2 separate regions of the Homo sapiens genome follow, and region 2 is linked to region 1. Evidence: chromatin loops called from intact Hi-C (ENCODE). Cell type or tissue: OCI-LY7. All regions are shown on one strand. Links, peaks and the distances in the headings refer to the core of each region. The heading gives the core; the rest is flanking DNA.

What was found. A loop is a pair of places that touch in the nucleus more often than their neighbours do. Peaks named below come from ENCODE experiments on the same cell type or tissue, not always from the same donor. Only the 100,000 strongest peaks of a DNase experiment are listed, where the experiment ranks them.
Region 2: it touches region 1 in a loop (7-fold over the local background); 11 of 110 quality-filtered maps call a loop at or near these places.

What each region holds. Positions count from the first base shown.
Region 1 is chr15:67,857,279-67,867,570 of GRCh38, forward strand. No RefSeq gene overlaps it. Among named protein-coding and RNA genes, the nearest start is that of RNU6-1, 22 kb to the left of the region's middle. RefSeq lists enhancers at 2,444-2,944, 3,000-3,089, 5,439-5,528. In OCI-LY7, for the core only: CTCF peaks have their summits at 6,303 (motif pointing right) and 6,504; DNase peaks (open chromatin) are centred at 5,713 and 6,303; H3K4me3 peaks cover 1,513 bases; H3K27ac peaks cover 2,571 bases.
Region 2 is chr15:68,185,577-68,194,721 of GRCh38, forward strand. PIAS1 (protein inhibitor of activated STAT 1) reads left to right here. Exons shown (of 14, transcript NM_016166.3): 14 at 1,966-8,271. The coding sequence ends at 2,259. CALML4 (calmodulin like 4) reads right to left here. Exons shown (of 5, transcript NM_033429.3): 5 at 5,129-8,536. The coding sequence ends at 8,439. LOC105370871 (a long non-coding RNA gene) reads right to left here and starts at 1,970. Exons shown (of 2, transcript XR_932396.3): 1 at 1-1,970. In OCI-LY7, for the core only: CTCF peaks have their summits at 6,660 and 6,863; DNase peaks (open chromatin) are centred at 2,055 and 3,265; H3K4me3 peaks cover 1,923 bases; H3K27ac peaks cover 6,678 bases.

The DNA.
Region 1 (10,292 bases), core at 1,375-9,374:
AGGCCTCGCAGTAAAACTCCAAAGTTGAGCCTCTAGCTTGTCTAGAATCATCTGAAGGCTTGCTTACCTGAAGTTGGTGCTGGCTGTCACTCAGCTGGAGGCCTCGCTGGGGCTATTGACCAGAACACCCACACATGGCCTCTGGTGTGCCTGGTCTCCCTCACAACATAGTGGCTGAGTTCCAAAGGCAAGCATCTAGAGAGAGCGAGCCAGGTGGAAGCCATTGCCTTTTATGACCTAGCCTCAGAAATCATTCAGTGTCACTTCTGCTGCATCCTGGTGGTTGGGACAGGTACAAAGTTCTGCCCAACTTCCATGGAAGTGTGTCAAGATCACTTTGTAAGATGAACATGTGCGGGTGCCCACATATGTACACACGTGTGTGCATGTATACACATGTACATGCATATGTATATGCTGATATGGTCATCTTTGAAAAAAGACCATCAGCCATACTGTATTTCCTTAAATTCTTGATTTTCAACTTATGTTTCAGGCAGTTGCAGAGTGTCTTTGAGTAACTTTCAGGAAGATTGCATGCTATGAGTCTCAATGTGCAGTATGTAAAACGGCCATCTTCTTTCTTATTTTAAAATTCATAGCCAGGTGCGGTAGCTCACCCCTGGAATCCCAGCACTTGGGAGGCCGAGGCAAGTAGATCACCTGAGGTCAGTCTCTACTAAAAATATAAAAATTAGCTAGGGGGTGGGGCGGGAGGAGTGTAGGAATGGCACATGCCTGTAGTCCTAGCTACTGGGAAGGTTGAGGCAGGAGAACTGCTTGAACCCAGCAGGTGGAGGTTGCAGTGAGCCGAGATCACATCACTGCACTTCAGCCTAGGCAACAGAGTGAGACTCTGTCTCAAAAAAAAAAAAAATCACAAGGCCAGCCATGGTGGTTCAAGCCTGTAATCCCAGCACTTTGGGAGGGCAAGGTGAGAGGATCCCTTGAAGCCAGTGGATGCTCAATGCACTTGCCTCCTGCACTGTGGAAGAAGCCAGTTTTGTCTCCATTTGCATATGCATTTCAATCTTCCTGATCTATATGTGTGTCTGTTCTTTGCATTCTCTTTTGAACTGGTTGTAGGCTCCTACTGGGTCCCTCATTAATAATGAGTTAAATAAAATCCAGAACACATGTATATTTTAAATCTGCATGAGAATCATAATCTTTTTTGAAATTATCCTTTAACATTCCTTTCCTGAAAAGTTGAGAAACGATGTATTCGACACTATCTATGACAATGTAACAGCCATGATTTAATGATACTGATGGACAGTAGAATGTACATATGCAGATATAGTGTAGTTAGAACTACATTTAATATTAAGAAAAAAACACTCGAAAAGATAAAATGTGTTGAATTGTTTAACATTTTTCTTTATTATATTTTCCAAAAATTTAAAAACAGGCTGATGCTACCTTGGTAGAGAAATCCAGTGAAGCTAAACTCTAAGCCTCTGTTTTATTGAGGGATTAGTAATTTTTTTTTTTTTTTTTTTGAGACAGAGTCTCACTCTGTCACCCAGGCTGGAGTGCAGTGGCGTGACCTTGGCTCACTGCAACCTCTGCCTCCTGGGTTCACACCATTCTCCTGACTCAGCCTCCCAGGTAGCTGGGACCACAGGCACCTGCCACCACGCCCGGCTAATTTTTTTTGTATTTTTAGTAGAGATGGGGAGTAATTGTTTTATGGTTCTTGAAGGGCTGGGAGGGGCTTCCTGGTCTCTGCATGTCACTGGGGTCAGTGGGAGTGCTGCTGGAAAGTGAGGGAACATATGATGATTAATAGTAATAATAATAATAAATCAGTACTTGTAATGTCCCAGGAATTGTGTCAAGCAGTATCTCATTTAACCCTTACAACAGCCCTTTGAAGTAGATACTGGTAGATGGTATTTCCATTGGCTAGGTGCGGTGGCTCACGCCTATAATCCCAGGACTTTGGGAGGCTGGGATGGGAGGATTGCTTGAGACCAGCCTGGCAACCTGGTCAGACCTTGTCTCTACAAAAAATAAAAAAAATTAACTGGGCATGGTGGCATGCACTCGTGTAATTGCAGCTGCTGGGGAGCCTGAGGCAGGAGGATCCTTTGAGCCCAGGAGGTCAAGATTGATGTGAGCTGTGATCCCACCACTGCACTCCAGCCTGGGTGACAGAGTGAGACCCTGTCTCAAAAAAAAAAAAAAAAAATGGTATGCCCATTTTACAGATGAGGAAACTAAGGTTAGGAAACTTAAGTGACTTGCCCAACTAGTATGTGGTGGAACCCAGACTGAGACATGGGCTCTTAACCCCCCTGCTACTGTGTGTCATGTGAGAAATGTTGGAGAGGAAGTCCTGGGATCTCCTCCTGAAGAAATTGTCCCCACTACTGGATCCAAGCCCTCAGAATCAATTCATCCGTGAAACATTCACTGAGCCTCCTCTGTGTTCCAGGCCCTGAGGATAAAACGTGATCTGAGTCTTCAAGTAACTCAGGAGCCAGGGTGAACAGCCAGGGACGGGAGTCGGCCAAAGGAGGGGCCTTGGCAGGGGTAGGGAGGGTGAGGAGGTGCTTCCAGGAGGTGGCGGCAACCTGCTTGAGTCTTAAAGGACAGGAAGAGCCAGGCTGGTAAAGGGGTGAGGGTTGGGAAAAGGGCATTGAGGGCAGAAGGGCTTGAGCACAGAGGGGAAAGAAACCCCTGAGAGACACCATCAGCACACTCATTTCAGCTCTGCGGCTCACCTGCCTCCACTGTCCCCGCTTCTGCCGCTGCCCTGGTTACCAGAAGTCGTTTTGTTCAGTGGGAAGGTGGGCACAGGTCACTGCTAGGGGTGGGTACCTGAACATGCCAACCAGAGCCTCCTTTTTCCAAGATGTTTGAACATGGGTCAGATGGTCTCTCTCCAGGGCCTGACGGTGAGAGGTGCAGCCTGCAGAAGGCCTTAGCAGTGGGTGTGCAGGGGGCACCGTGAGAGTGGGCAGACCAGGCTGTCTGAGCAAGGACTCAACACACCTCTGAGGTCCCGCTGCATGCTCAGCATGGGTCCCGGGACACATGCCAGGGCCTTCTTAACACATTTCTTGTTTCCTTTAGATTGTCCAAATTGGGTTTCTGTCACCTGTAACCAAAGATCCTTGCTGACACAGCCCCTGAGTTGGTCAGACTCAGGAGAGGGACATTTAAACTAAGAGAGGCTCACCTATAGATCAGGAAGCCAACTGACTCATTTCCCGTGAGAAGTGTCACGGCTCAGTGGGTCAGCCTTTCACATCATTACTGCCGGTGTCTCCTTTCCCTGGAGAAAAGCCATCTGGATTGACAACTGGCCTCTTGGAGCAGGCCCCAGGCCCAGCAAGGATCTATAGCTAGAGGCATCAAGCAAGGACTGCCCAAGGGTCCAAAAACTGTTTCTGTTAAGGTCCAGACAGTGAATATTGTAGACTTTGCAGTCTCTGTTGAAACCATTCAACTCTACCACTGCAGTGTGAAAACAGCCACAGACAGCACATAAATACATGAGCATAGCTGTGTTCCAATAAAACTTTACTTATAAACATTGAAATTTGAATTTCATACAGTTTTCATGTGTCCTGATGTATTACTCTCTCTTTTTTCTTTTTTGAGACGGAGTCTTGCTCTGTTGCCCAGGCTGGAGTGCAGTGGCGCAATCTCAGCTTACTGCAACCTCTGCCTCCTGAGTTCAAGTGATTCTCCTGCCTCAGCCTCCTGAATAGCTGGAATGACAGGCACACACCACCACACCTAGCTAATTTTTGTATTTTTAGTAGAGACAGGGTTTTGCCATGTTGGCCAGGCTGGTCTGGAACTACTGACCTCAGGTGATCCACCCGCCTCGGCCTCCCAAAGTGCTAGGATTACAGGCGTGGGCCACAATGCCTGGCCAATATATTACTCTTCTTTCAACTTTTTTAAGAACATTAAAGCCATTCTTAGCTCTCAGACCAAGCAGAAACCAGTGGTGAGGGACCAGATTTAGCTTTGCAGCCTGTAGTCTGCCTGCTGTTGGCCTAGGGCATGAACACGTATGCTGAGAAAGAAGATGGTTGACAAGGAGGCTGGACAACTGGGTCCATGGGCCAGGCCAGGGACACTTCTGGGGCTGCTATGCAGGCTTGTCACTCTAGCTGCTTCTTCTCTAGCCATTCAGATCACCCTCTTCAGTCTACACCCTCCTGAAGAAGAAGCTCAGGACCCATGAGTGGGCTTAAGTGCTTGGAAATGATGACATGTCTAGTCTTGCCTTCCAAAATTTAGCCTTGGACTGCCTTGATGCAGCCGCTCCTGACGCTTCTAGGGGCAGCTGTCCTGCCCCTATCCCCTGTGAAAAGCAGATTATGAAAGCCCACTCATCCCACCCCACACAACCCAGGACCCAGAGGCCAGGGAGAGAATAGGCTGGCTGCAGCCGCTGACTCATGCCCTGGCATGAAGGCATGAACTTGTTCGAGAGGGATCTTAAAAGATACAGTAGGAAGCTGCAGTTACAAGTGGGCTCTGTGGCTGGGTGTGGTAGCTCACACCTGTAATCTCAGCACTTTGGGAGGCCGAGGCAGGTGGATCACTTGAGGTCAGGAGTTCAAGACCAGCCTGGCCAATATGGTGAAAACCTATCTTTACTAAAAATACAAAAACCAGCAAGGTGTGGAGGCATGTGCCTGTAGTCCCAGCTACTCGGGAGACTGAGGCAGGAGAATTGCTTGAACCCGGGAGGTGGAGGTTGCAGTGAGCCGAGATTGTGCCACTGCACTCCAGCCTGGGGAACAGAGTGAGACTCTATCTCAAAAAAAAAAAAAAAAAAAAGTGAACTCTGTGACTGGAAGGTTGAGTAGATTCAGGGACCAGGGTAGTTGTAGGAGGCCAGATGTCAGTTGAAGTTGGGGGAATGGAGATTGGTGGAAGAGATAACAGTGGGTATCCTGGAGACAGAGATTGACCGACTGACTGGCTGAAAGAGAGACAGACACAGCAGGTGAATCCCAGACCTGCCTTGTTTCTGGCCCTTCCTGAGGCTTGACTAGGGGGTCTTCACTGTAACTTCATAGCCCCCTTCCCCTATACCTGGGGTAATCTGGGTAATCCCAATGCTTCTCCAATACGTTCTATCAAACCAGAAGCTGTGGAGCAGGTAATTTCTTTCTATTTATTTATTTTTGGATTGGTATAAATTTATGGGATACAAGTATAATTTTGTTACATGCACAGAATTCGTAGTGGTGATGTCAGGCTTTCAGGGTATCCATCACCCAAATAACATACATTGTACCCATTAAGTGAATTCTCATCATCCATCCCCACATCCCCTTCTCTGCGTCCACTATCATTCATACTCACACCCATATGTATACATTATTTAGTTCCCACTTATGAGTGAGAACATGAGTATTTGTCTTTCTGTGTCTGACTTTTTTCACCTAACAACCTCCAGTTCCATCCATGCTGCTGCAGAAGACACAATTTCATTCATTTTTGTGTCTGAACACGATTCCATTGGGTATACAGATCATATTTTATTTATCCAATCATCTGTTGATGGAGACGTAGGTTGATTCCATGTCTTGGAGGACGTCATTTCCGCTGTTGGCGGAACTCATCCTGAGCTTCTGATCTTACTCTCCAAGGGAACTCTGCACTTCATGTTGGGGACTTTTTGCTGTCTTGGTGTCTGCAGGTTGGAATCTTGCTTCAGCCACAAAATTTCAGTTGGGTGGTCTGGGTCTCACTTCCCTCACCTCTTAAATGGCTGTCCTGCATCATGCACCATTTACTATGACAATGTTGACCTTTATCTGAGCCCTGTGCCTCCAGAAGGCAGCGACGATAAAGTTCTCCAACCTCTTTAAGTTCCAAGGAAAGAGCTAAGCCACAAAGGACCACCTTAAGCTCGCATCCCAAGGAAATACGGATCTCCATCCTTTCTTACTATTCCCTAAGATTCGCTGATGACTCCATTGTTTACCTGCCTCTCTAAAACCCCAGTCCCCTTTGAGATGCTCCTCATTAATGAACGTTCTCCCTATTGCAATGGCCTGAATGAAATCTTAACTGTCTGGGGCTTTTGGCGTTCACAATGACCATAATTGTGCTATTGTAAGCGTCAATCGGGGGCGCAGCCGGAGTCCCAGGTCCCAGTCCTGGCTTCCCCATGTCAGGCTTCCCCTTCGGGCCGGTTTCAGGTCTCAATTGGGAGCTCCCTAAGGGCCCCTGGCTTAGAATATGTGTGAGTGGCAACCCAGTCCCTCAACCCCTGCGCGGGGAGCCGGGGCAGAGCGAACTGCTGTAACTTTCGCACGCCGCCACCAGAGGGCGGCGGCTCCGCGGAGGAGGGCCCCAGCCTCTGCGCCGGCTCGCGCCCGCAGTGCCTTTAAAACGTGCGTTGGAAGTAGACGCCACGCAGCCTGCTTTCCAGAGTCCCGGCGTTTCCCCTCTTCCACCGCTGCACTCCAGGGGCCTCCCTTACGCGTCCGCACGCGGCGAGTCCTTCCACTATGCAGGGCGCGCCGCAGGACTCTTGAGTGGGCGGGAAGGCTGGAAAGCCAGCCTGGAGCTTCTGGTCTCTAGTGCTGTGCAGGGCACAAGGTCCCTGCCCCTCCCGCGGCCGCTGGCCTCTCTTCTCCTTAAGCCAGGTCGAAGGATTCCTGAGGCAGCGGGAAATGGGGAGGAGGGACAGGAGTCCCAAGACCACTGTCTTGGGTGCGGGATTTAACCAGTCACACCCGTCAGCCCCTTGGAACGTCACAGTGTTCCCTTAAAGTGGGCAAGACAAGAACTGTTGCCCCGTCTGAAAGTGGGCAAACGGGCTCCCAAAGAAAAAAGTTGATTAGGAGAGCTAGTAAATGGCAGAATTAGGACAGGAACTCAGTTCTCCTAGGCCCAGACTTGGAGCTCTTGGGGTGGGGCAGCACAGAGATGGCTGTCTGCCTGGCGTAAGTAAACTGGTCCCTTCAGCAGAAACGGGCGCTGCACATCCTCTTCCCGCAGGACGGCGACCCCTGGACATCAAAATGCAGCCACTTTTGGACTCAAATTGTAGAGTTCTTTTTTGTTGTTGTTGTTATTTATGTATGTATTTATTTATTGACACGGAGTCTCGCTCTGTCACCCAGGCTGGAGTGCAGTGGCGCGATCTTGTGTCACTGCAACCTCCACCTCCCGGGTTCAAGCAATTCTCTTGCCTCAGCCTCCCGAGTAGCTGGGACTACAGGCGCCCGCCACCACGCCTGGCTAACTTTTGTATTTTTAGTCGAGACGGGGTTTCACCATGTTGATCAGGCTGGTCTCGGACTCCTGACCTCGTGATCCACCCGCTTCGGCCTCCCAAAGTGCTGGGATTACAGGCGTGAGCCACCGCACCCGGCCCAAATTGTAGAGTTCTATGTACAGCCACGTTTCCATGATCTTTTTTTGTTGTTTTTGTTTTGTTTTTGTTTGAGACACAGTCTCACTCTGTTGCTCAGGCTGGAGTGCAGTGATGCGATCTTGGCTCACCGCAACGTCCGCCTCCCAGGTTCAAGTGATTCTCTTGCCTCAGCCTCCTGAGTAGCTGGGATTACAGGCGCACACCACCACGCCTGGCTAATTTTTGTATTTTTAGTAGAGAGGAGGTTTCACCATGTTGGCCAGGCTGCTCTCGAACTCCCAGCCTCAAGCGATCCACCACCTCGGCCTTCCAAAGTGCTGGGATTACAGGTGTGAGCCACTGCGCCCGGCGTGTTTGCTTTTTAAAGTGCATATGTCTACATACACATTTTAGAGGCAAATAGAAATACAAAAGCCAAACTGTCCACAGTGGCTGTCTGTGGCAGTTGGAGTAGCAGTAATGGAAATTGCATTTTCTCTGTATTGTCCAAAATATTCACTACTAGCATATATAAATCAGAAAGAGGAGCAATGATTCAGGACTTCTGTTTGACAAAATGATAATAATAATAATTCCTCTTTAAATAATTGGAAAATACAGGCTGGATGCAGTGGCTCATGCCTGTAATCCTAGCACTTTCGGAGGCCGAGGTGGGAGGATCCCTTGAGCCCGGGAGTTTGAAACCAGCCTGGGCAACATGTCAAAACTCCATCTCTACAAAATAAAAAATAAAAATAAATAAAAATGGGAAAATAAAGAGAATGAAGAAAATAAAATTCATCAGTACCCCCTGCCAAATATTGGTATTTTTCTTTCTGGTTGGTTTCTTTCTCTACAAAATGTGAATAACGGTATTAACTGTACAGGAATGTTGTGAGGATTGAGTGAGAGAACGTATATAATAGTTAACATTCCAGAAGTGTTAGCTATTTTTATATGTAACAAAATCAGCACCAGACTGTATCTACTGTTTCTGTGCTGCCGTCTTCACAGCCAACATTGCTTCATGAACAGTTTCCCATTCAATTATGCTTTTTAAAATTGTATTTTTAGTGATAGTACAGTATTTTATTACATTTAAGTACAATTTATTTAAGTTATCCCCTATTGTTAAGCCTTTAGATTGTTTCCAATTTTTGCTGTTAAAATAACAGAGAGATTAACATCTTTAAACATCTACCTTTGTCAGCATTTCTGATTATTTCCTTAGATGAATTTTTTAGAGGTAGGATTACTGGGACAAAGGGTGCAAATATTTTTCAGGCTTTTGACTCAGGTTACCAAATTGCTTCCCAGAAAGATCTTGCCAATTTACATTCCCACCTGCAGTGCGTGAGAATGTCTGCCCCACAGCACACAAAGGAGGGATTTTATTTTGGGATGGGTGAGATTTGAGTCTGTTGCTGAACCGAGGAAAATGAGCCCCCCAAGCCCCATAGCGAGGTAGAGTTTAAACTTCGGGACAGAGAGGGGATGTCAAAACAGGCAAAGTCCATGGGAGAAAGGGAGGGGATTTGGAGCAGGTTTACAGAGATTGTCTTGGATTTAAGAAGGGACACCTTGTGTTTGGAGACTGATGGAAAGAGGTATGATTGGGTGTAGACAGAATCATTGTAAGGAGGTAGGTGGATTCAAGAGGCTAGTCCCTAGTGGCTACCTTTTCTCAGTCAAGTAGGAGGTTGGGTCATCTATCCAAAGGTAATAGGTGAGCCTGAGAAGGGGACTTGAGGAGAGAGGTGCGACCCTTTAACTTGAGGACAATAAAAGAGTTGACTGTCCAGTTGAGGGTGATGACTTTGAGTTTGTCATGGCACCATTCTGCAGAGCTGTGGGTACTTTCTCTACAGCACGCAGTCACCTGGGGAAAGAAAAAGTCATACATATTAATTTAAACCAAATCTTTCAAAATGTGGTCAACAGTAGAAAACTATTTTTGGGGAGCTGGAGGGATTCATGGTAATGAAAAACTTGTGGGTTTCTGGAGTTGTACCGAACTTTCAAGGATCAGTTAATTTCTATCTTATATAAGTTGTTCCAGAAAGTTAGAAAAGACCAAAGTTGCCCAGATCATTTTATGAAACCAATATAATCTTGATTCCAAAATCAGTAAGGACAAAGCAATAAATAAATGTATTAAGTTCATTTCACCTATGAATGCATGTATAAAAATCCTGGCCAGACACGGTGGCTTACACCTATAATCCCAGCACTCTGGGAGGCCAAGGCAGGCAGATCACTTGAGGTCGGGAGTTCAAGACCAGCCTGGCCAACATGGTGAAACCCCGTCTCTACTAAAAATACAAAAAATTAGCTGGGCATGGTGGCATGCACCTGTAATATTAGCTACTTAGGAGGCTGAGGCAGGAGAAACGCTTGAGCCTGGGAGGCAGAGGTTGTAGTGAGCCGAGATTGCTCCATTGCACTCCAGCCTGGGCAACAGAGCGAGACTCTGTTAAAAAAAAAAAAAGAATCTTAAATAAAATAGCAACTAATCTAGTTATATGTTTTTTGAAAGTAGGTTTATCCCAGGAATTCCAGCTCAACATTGAAAATCACCCCACTTTAATAAAGGACAAAAATCACATGAAAAAAATCACATGAGTATCTCAAATGGTGAAGAAAAAGCAGCATATTGATAAAGTTTTTCACCTATTTTTTATTTATGAATAACTCAGCATATGACTTCCTTGAACTTATGAAAATGAAAAAAAAAAAAAACTTAGCAAACTGGAAATAGGAAAGGTGTGTTTAATTTGATAAAGGTTATATAGGGCCAGGTGCAGTGGCTAACACTTGTAGTCCCAGCACTGTGGGAGGCCAAGGCAGGAGGATTGCTTGAGCCCAGGAGTTCGAGACTAGCTTGGACAACATAGTGAGACCCCATTTCTACCAAAAATACAATAATTAGCCAGGGGTGGTGGCACAT
Region 2 (9,145 bases), core at 1,146-9,145, 330 kb after region 1:
GGAGACAAAAAGGAAGAACCTCCAAGAAAATTCACAGTGAAAGGTTTAGCAGAAGCTTTTGCAGACCTCAACAAGCTCCTTAAAAAATTTAAAAACATGGGCCCTGGCTGGGCGCTGTGGCTTACACCTATAATCCCAGCACTTTGGGAGGCCAAAGCGGGTAGATCATGAGGTCAGGAGTTCGAGACCAGCCTGACCAACATGGTGAAACCCCGTCTCTACTAAAAATACAAAAATTAGCTGGGCGTGGTGCTACACGCCTGTAATCCCAGCTACTCGGGAGGCTGAGGCAGAAGAATCACTTGAACCTGGGAGGCGGAGGTTGCAGTGAGCCGAGATTGCGTGCACCACTCTACTCCAACCTGGGTGGCAGAGCGAGACTCCATCTCAAAAACAAAACAAACAAAAAAAACATGGGCCCTAACAATGAAAGGTTTTCATTAATAGAGAGGAATGTTTATGGTACATTATCTACTTACAAGCAAACCTATGATAAAAAAGAAACCAAGCCAAACACCATGGACATATTTCTGAAAAGAGTGACACCTCCTTAAGAAGAGCCTCAGGCAGGTCCTTCAGTGGGTGTTCCAGAAGATTGTTGTCATAGCAAATGACAGCTCCATGCATGCTATTTTCCCTGAAGACCATGCAGTGGGACAAGCTGTGCAGATGGAAGACAGTGACATCGATGACCCTGACCTCCCTGTGTAGGCCTAGGCTAATGTGTTGTGTGTGTCATTTTTAACAAAAAAGTTAAAAAGTAAAAAATATTTTAAAATGTTAAAAATAGAGACTTACAGAATAAGGATATAAAGAAGGAAATATTTTTGTTCAGCTGTACAATGTACTTGTGTTTTAAATTAAGTGTTACAAGAGTCAAAGTTTTAAAAAATCAGTTTATAAAGTAAAATTAGTTAGCTAATGTTAATTTATTATTGAAGAAAGAAAAATATTTTTAACACATTTAGTGTGGCCATAGTGTACAGTGTTTATAAAGTCTACAGTAGTGTACAATAATGTCCTAAGCCTCACATTCACTCACCATTCACTCACTGGCTCACCCAGAGCAACTTCCAGTACTGCAGGCTCCATTCATGGTAAGTGCCCTATACAGGTGTATCATTTTTTTATCTTTTATACCATATTTTTACTGTACCTTTTCTATGTTGAGATATACACATACTTAGCATTGTGTTACAGTTGCCTACGGCATTCAGCACAGTAACATGCTGTACAGGTTTGTAGCCTGGGAGCAGTAGGCCAGACCACACAGCCTAGGTGTGTAGCAGGCTCTACTGTCTAGGTTTGTGCAAGCACACTGTGATGTTTGCACAGCCACAAAACCGCCTAATGATGCATTTCTCAAAACACATCCGTGTCATTAAGCGACGCATGACTGTATTTAAAAGTATAATGTGTAGCCAAGAGAAAGATAAATTTCCTTGGAAAACTTAGAGTAATCATACCCATTATCATTATGGCTTTAAAATTTAAATAAAAATTCTAACTTTCAGTGGTGCCTGAGTGTATAATAAGAACAGTGTCTGTTGGTTTCCAGTACTGTTTTATAAAGAAACAGGGCAGTGAGTCATATTGACTGATAGATTTCTTGGCTAAGTATCTCCTTACTAGCAAGAGCATGGACTGTCTGCCCCTCCTGCTGCTTCTGAGCATATGCTTCTTGGGAAATAGAATTGGTAATTGCTTGCAATACAAACTAAAACAAAAAACAATAAAATTTATATTTTGTTTTTCCTCCAGTTTCAGATACAAAAATGTCTTCTCAAGATCAATGCTCCAGTCCTTACATAAGGCCATTTGATTTTGCAAAATGTCTTAGTAAATATTTCAGAAACCCTAGATACTCAGGCTATCTTAAATTTAGGGCTGTGTCCCGCTGAGGAGAAAATATATTAATTTGGAAGTATAATTAACATTTTTGTGTCTTTTGTTTCCCCTCCCTAGCATTACAACACCTCCTTGCTTGCCGCTGCAGCAGCAGCAGTTTCAGATGATCAAGACCTCCTACACTCGTCTCGGTTTTTCCCGTATACCTCCTCACAGATGTTTCTTGATCAGTTAAGTGCAGGAGGCAGTACTTCTCTGCCAACCACCAATGGAAGCAGTAGTGGCAGTAACAGCAGCCTGGTTTCTTCCAACAGCCTAAGGGAAAGCCATAGCCACACCGTCACAAACAGGAGCAGCACGGACACGGCATCCATCTTTGGCATCATACCAGACATTATTTCATTGGACTGATTCCCAGGCCCTGCTGCTCCCATCCCCACCCCAGATCGAATGAACTTGGCAGAAAGAAGAGAACTTTGTGCTCTGTTTTACCTTACTCTGTTTAGAAAAGTATACAAGCGTGTTTTTTTTCCTTTTTTTAGGGAAAAAATTAAAAGAAATGTACAGAGAACAAAACTATATTTTCAGTTTTACTTTTGTATATAAATCTAAGACTGCCTGTGTGATAAAACACTTGTTTAAAAAAAAAAAGGAAAGAAAAGAAAAAAGAAAAACAAGCACCCACAAACCACCTTCAGTTCATTTTTTTCTGGATTCTGAAGATTTTTCATTATTTGTCCTATGGTTTTGGTTTTATTTGACTTCGATGGCATTATTTTATTTGCAATAACAGAAAAGGAATTGCATGTATGAAGTTTTCAATCGTGGGCTTTTCTTTGTTGTGGGGAGGGGGTCGGGGGATAGTTTGATTTCCATTTTCTGAAAACGACAGACTTGGATTCTGTTTGTGTGTGCATATTTTATCCAGCCTTAAGTTATAAAGCTCATCTGTCCCGCTGCATTCCCTGTGTATTTTCAGGACATGGCTCGTGGGTGTGTGTGTTCATTGTGTGCGTCTGTATGTATTTTTCTGTCATCACTGTTCCCTCTCCTCCCGAGTGTGCATTCAGTTAATATAATCAGTTGCTTGCTTCTTTCAAAGTGCTTTGAAGGTCTTGAACTCACGTGTGAGCATCTTTATCAACTATCCCAATTGCATGTTCTCCATCACATATTCTCTTATTTGCTCTGTACCCCCTGAGAATATGTTTTAGAGATATTGGAATAAAGCTGTCTGGGTAAGGAGTAGGCTTAGCCGACCTATGAATAATACACTTTAGTCTAGTTCTTTATTCTAAATCTGGATTGCCAGTATTGTGTATTTAAACCAAGTCTGTGAATACCTGCTTTTTTTGGCCACAGAGTAACAAGTTTTCATGTAAGATCTTCATACCAAAGTAGGAAGTAAAAATAGCTTAGAAAGCTCTGTCAGGTGTTTTGTGCAGCTGACAGAGGTAATGTTACATCACCTAAAAAAGAAAGATACACGGTCAGTTATCCTAAAAATAAATTGTTTGGAAAGTACAATGCACCACATTTTTGTAGAAGTCTACTATTTGATAAACAGTTGAAATTCAAGATGTGTTTGACCCTTAGTCATTTTTACTCTTTGGTTCTGAGTATACCTATTTTCTTAGCGTATCTGCCTTGTTTATCTTTTTCTTCACCTTTTAACAAGTATGACATAGGAAAGTCATTTTTTTTTAGAATTCATGGATCAGTCTGATCTACTCTTATTCATAATGGAACATGTAAATATACTGAAAACTGTTTTTCAGGAGAGAAATATGAGTTGGAGGGAAGGAAAAGTGGTTCTACTAATGTTCCAAAATCCTCATCAGAGAAGGTATGATGTTCTCAGGTGTGGAAAATATTTTTTAGTTGATTGAGAATGCAGGTTTAACAGAAGAGATAAGGGGCATAATGACTGCTGGTTTTCCAGACTGGATTTTCCTACCGCAACTATTAATGTTCTCAGAGTTGATGAGGACCACCTTTGTGTATACACTTGTAGTTTTAAACCTTGCATTGGTAACAAAATGATCAACTTTAATCCAGGTAGAATTCAAGATGGCTGTACTTCAGTTGTATGATAAAATTAATGGTTCTCATGACTTGTGTGGCATCTAAAAATAATGTTTTTATAGCATCTCTCTGCCACTAAATTGTTGACTTGAATTTTGGGAAAAAAAAAAGTTGGTGTTGATATGTATATGTGTGTGTGTATATATGTATTTATAAACAAGTGTGTTTGAGTAACAAGTGAGTTTCATAGTCTTCCCCTACGCATGTGTATTCCACACACAAATGGCTGAGTTATAGTCATAAAACAATTTGCAATAAAAAAAAAACCAAAACAGATTGTCAGTTAACCAGGAAACAGTTAATGTTTTTTAATGAATCTGGCATTATAGTGAGCAAATGTCGTATTAATTTAGGCTAATTTCTAATACTACCATAATTTGTGTCTAAATTTCTGTTGGGGTAGAAATTACTAAAATTGTGGGGAGTTTTTTCTGATTTTTACATTGCTTTAGGAAACATTTTTACTAATTCAGCTGTCTTAGGTAAAATGAATAGTTTTCTTCCTGTTTTTTTATGTGTCATTGTTAGTGGTCTCAGAATTCTGATCAGTAACTTTGTGTATGATGCTGAATTACAAACCGTTTGAATGATCCAGTTGAAAACGTATCCCTCTACTTTCTTCAGTTGTAGAAAAGGTTAATTTCCCTCAGTGTCCCACATTATACCAACCTAAGAGAAGAACAGGTAATAGGGAGAAATAAACATACGGTGGTTTCAGTGGTTTTGGTCATGTGTCCACAGGAGAAACTAACCATTCAGTTGTCTTAATTTTAGTTCGTTCTACCCTGTGAGGAGTTTGTTTCCATCAGTTGTTGACTTTCCAAAATGTTGCATTAAGTAATAGTTGTCACTCTGTTGGTCTCATGGTCAATATCAATCAGACTTTCATGATCTCTACTAATTATTAGTAGAGTCCTGTACTATGTCTGTAACTACTAAGTTTAAAGAAAAGCACATAGTCACTTCATCTCTTTTTTTCTTAGCCTACGCTCACTCCCCAACCCATCCCAACATTGACATGCTATCTGTGGACAAATAGCAGTTCTCAGAATCTAGTCAAGTTGCCATCATCCCCCTTGCCTTGGCCGTTCATAGTAGGTATGCATATGTTTGTTTCTGTACAGTACTGTGTGTGTGTGTGTGTATATATATATACATCTGTATGCACACATCTTTGATAAAATAGCTATTTGACTAGCAGGGTTAAAGTGGCTTTTAATTACTTCGTGAGTGTTATTGGATACATCTTAAAAAAAAAAAATCTGAACCAGAACCATGCCATACTTGGTTGACTATTTTGAGCATTAAAATTGCTTTACTAATTATTTAGACATGATCACAATTCTGTATCTTTACTGAGGAAAGATTCACGTAAGCTCTGAAAAATCGGATTCTTTGGCAGATTTTCCTTTGAGTCAAGTGTCTGAAATGGAGTGAAAATATATCCTAACTAAATTAATGTGGAAAGAGCATTTTTTTAGACAATTTCAATTTTAAACACATAAAACTTTCAAGATCTTCAGGACTTTTTAAAGCACATTTGAAATTATTTTAGTAAGAATTTTGTTTTATCAATAGATGTTGAATTCTGTTTTTTAATTAAATACAAAGCTTAGATTTCAGAAAGAGAGGGAAAATAGCTGGTGGTCCCAGAGTGTGCTGCTGTTAATTGTTTAACAAAGGGGAAAATGTACATAAACAGATAAAGTTACCATAAATTCCATGAACTTAAATCTGTGATTCATTGCCTTAAAACTTTCTCTCTTAGAATTTCCATACCGCATGCCAAACCAGTAAAATGGCTTTTAAAAATGTATAGTAGACAATGTCAGTTTGTATAAAAGTACCAAGTGAAAATATTTATTACATGCATTGGAAAAAAATTGTTTACCTATTGAATGTTACCTGTTTATGTAGAGCTCTTTAGATGTAATAAAAGAAAAGCCTTCAGTTAATTTGTCTTCTGTAAAATAACACTGCTGGATGTTCAAGGGGACAATCCCTATGAGACAAGTGATAATGGTTTGTGCTTCCAAAGCACCTTTCATCCAGAGATTTCAAAGCATGACAAGTAACTAACTAATTTTCTTGCAGCATGCTTTGAGGTAAGTAATGAATATAGCCATCATTTCCCTTTCTTGTTGAAATATGGCTAACTCTTTAATAAATCACAGCATCTGTTTAGTATCTGCAGTTTGAATGCTAAGAGCACCGTGGCCTTCTTGTAAACAACACTAGGTGCTAGAGAAACCAGCTGGAATTTCAGGAATGAGCTTGAAACCAGGACCAGGAGTAAGGTAACAGCCCTTCCTCGGGTAGAGGTTTGAATCAAACACTTAATAGGATCTTAGACTCTGGACCACTGAATCCCTTAATGAGCAGGGAGTCCGTGAAGAGGAGCCCCAGGTTCTAATGACCATTCCACACCAACTGTGTGTTTTTGGCAAGTTATATTTCAGATTCCTGTTAGGCAAATGAGATTCATAAAACTTGCTTTAAAACCATACTGGGACTATTCAGTGATAAATATAGACATAGAAAAGCTTTGACGGAAAGTACCCTCATTTATTATATCCAGAACTTGCTCTTCCTGTGCCATCTAAATCATTGGTATCTATCTCCCATCTAATCTTTGGTATTCCAGGTTGGCTGTGCAGGATTTACTTCCTAATGTCCATGACTGGAGCTCAAAAGAACTGTGGGCCTAGGACCTTTGAGCTTTGCCTGAAAGTGACAGCAGTTCTCTCGGCGGGGCCAGCATCTAACCGGCCCTCTGGTGGATTTACCATGAAGGTAATGAAGTTTAAGCACCAGGACCCTTCACTTGTTCTGGTCCTAGGAGCAGCCCCAGAAATTCTGCATTTCTGTTTTTGTATTCTTAAGGCAGCCAAATCTCGTAAACCTCAGACCCCACAAAACATCTGCTCCTACACTGTGTGGACCTGGGCTTCCCAGCCAGATGGTCACAACTTCACCTAGTTGGCATTTGGGCCATTTATTTACCCTCACCCCACAAAACTCTTTGGCTCCTAGGAATTCCTCCTCTCCTTGCAGTTATGCTTGGGGAAATGAGAGTCTCCTTCCTCAGGGCCTTGTTTGGGTCTGAAGCCACACAGCATCGTTGAGACAGTTGCACTAACACTACAACTCTTGTTCCCTGCAGTTTTCCCTGTGCCCGGTGCCTAGTGAAAGATTTGTGTCTTGTACATCCTCCCAAAAGACACATCCCATTTGATTTGGTTTTCTTCTACTTTAGCCACTGTGGTACTACTAGACAAAGCCACAGCCCAGAGAACCCACTTTTGATACATACATGGATGCAAATCTTTGTACTTGAAGCCCTGCACCCCTACCTGTGTTGGTGTGGTACTCCAGCCCTTTTAGGACTGTGCTGGCACTACGAATGATCCAGATTTGACAAGTGTATGGCACCTCTGAATCTCTGGCAGCACCAACCTGGCACCTTCTAGCTGTGTAACTCACTCAAAGCCACTCCAGCTGGATGGACTCCCAGAAAGCCTAGTGCTCCTACTACTGTTTTCCAGGGCTGTTGTACCCTGGCCATTGCTGGTTACATCCCCTTATTTCTCTCCGTAAGTCCTGGGGAGGTGGCTTAAGGCAATGACCAGTGTGGGCCACTTGAGCAGACCATCCCGGAACCTCTCTGCCTGTTAACAGAGCCCAGGGAACAGCTCGGAATTCTCACAGCATTGGAAGCCCCCTTCTTGAGCTCTGCAAGGCCAGTCAATTTAGCAGCTCACATCTGGTTTCCTTTGGTGTGGGGTGTAAAGTAGATCGCTCTTCCTGCTCTCAGCTGATGCTGCCTCATTGTAGCATGTGTTTTCACTCTAGTGTTTTCACTCTACACTCTGTGTTTATGAATGAATAGCCTGAGCTATGTCACTATATCTGTTGAGATGGAAATGAGAATTTGTAAATGGGCCTCTGGCACTGCAAGAATTGTTGTCATAAGTGTTACAGCTTTCTGTTCATTGCTGCTTCTCAGCTAGCACTGGCTTCATCTTGGAAAATCTTGGAAATATGGAAGATGGTTCTAGCCCCCAAATACAGAATAAGTCTCTTGGTAGATTGCCCTTAAGTCATCAGCTCAATCCTTCCTCAACAGGCTCCATGAGGTAAGAAGTGGGAATCCAGCTTGTGTGGGGGGGCTTTGAGGAGTGAAATGATTTGCCCAAAGTCACAGTGGGAAGCAGCAGAGCCAGGACTGGAACCCAGGCCAGACTCCAAACCGCAGGCTCCTTCCATGCTTGAAAGGGCCGGACTCACGGTAGTTAATAAAATCAATACAAATCTTTTATTAAAGATCTACTCATACCATGGCTGAAATCATCTATTATTGTTGCTAGTTAGCCTCTCTTCTATAGTTGGGTAATGTTGTCTTGCCACTGTGTTTGCCATCTCTCCCAAGTGAAAAGAACACTTTTTAAAAAAAATTAATTGCTCCAAGTTTTCAGGCCCAGGGGAGGCTCTCCCATTCTCCTCCTTCAATAGTCCCGTCCAGGAAGGGTGATCTTGTGGATAAATTCATCATACTTCACTTTGCCATTGGGTTCGATATCTGCTTCCCTGAAGAGATCATCCACTGCAATAAATCACATTTAATTTTTCAGTTTGGCTTTAGTGTTCCATTATAAAACAGTGAGTTTTTTGGGGACTGGAGCTCCCCTAAGGTCTTCCCTGAGCGTGCAGTTGACTATTCCTGTAGACCAGGAAGTAAACCAGTGAACAGAAAGGGACAACCCATCCCTGCACTCCTGAGACCCTTATTCCATTTTGAGCTAATCGGGCTTTCTGCAGGGGCAGGGAGTAGGGAGGTGTACTGGTAAGGATTCGGTCACTGATGCCACCGTGTGCTTTTTTTTTTTTTTTTTTAAAACAGTTTCGCTCTTGTTGCCCAGGCTGGAGTGCAGTGGCACAATCTCAGCTCACTGCAACCTCCGCCTCCCAGGTTCAAGCGATTCTCCTGCCTCAGGCTCCTGAGTAGCTGAGCTTACAGGCAAGTACCACCATGCCCGGCTAATTTTTGTATTTTTAGTAGAGACGGGGTTTCACCATGTTGGCCAGGCTGGTCTTGAACTCCTGACCTCAGGTGAGCCATCCACCTCAGCCTCCCAAAGTGCTGGGATTACAGGCATGAGCCACTGTGCCCGGCCCACCCTGTGCTTTTATTTTTATTTTTTCATGAAAATAT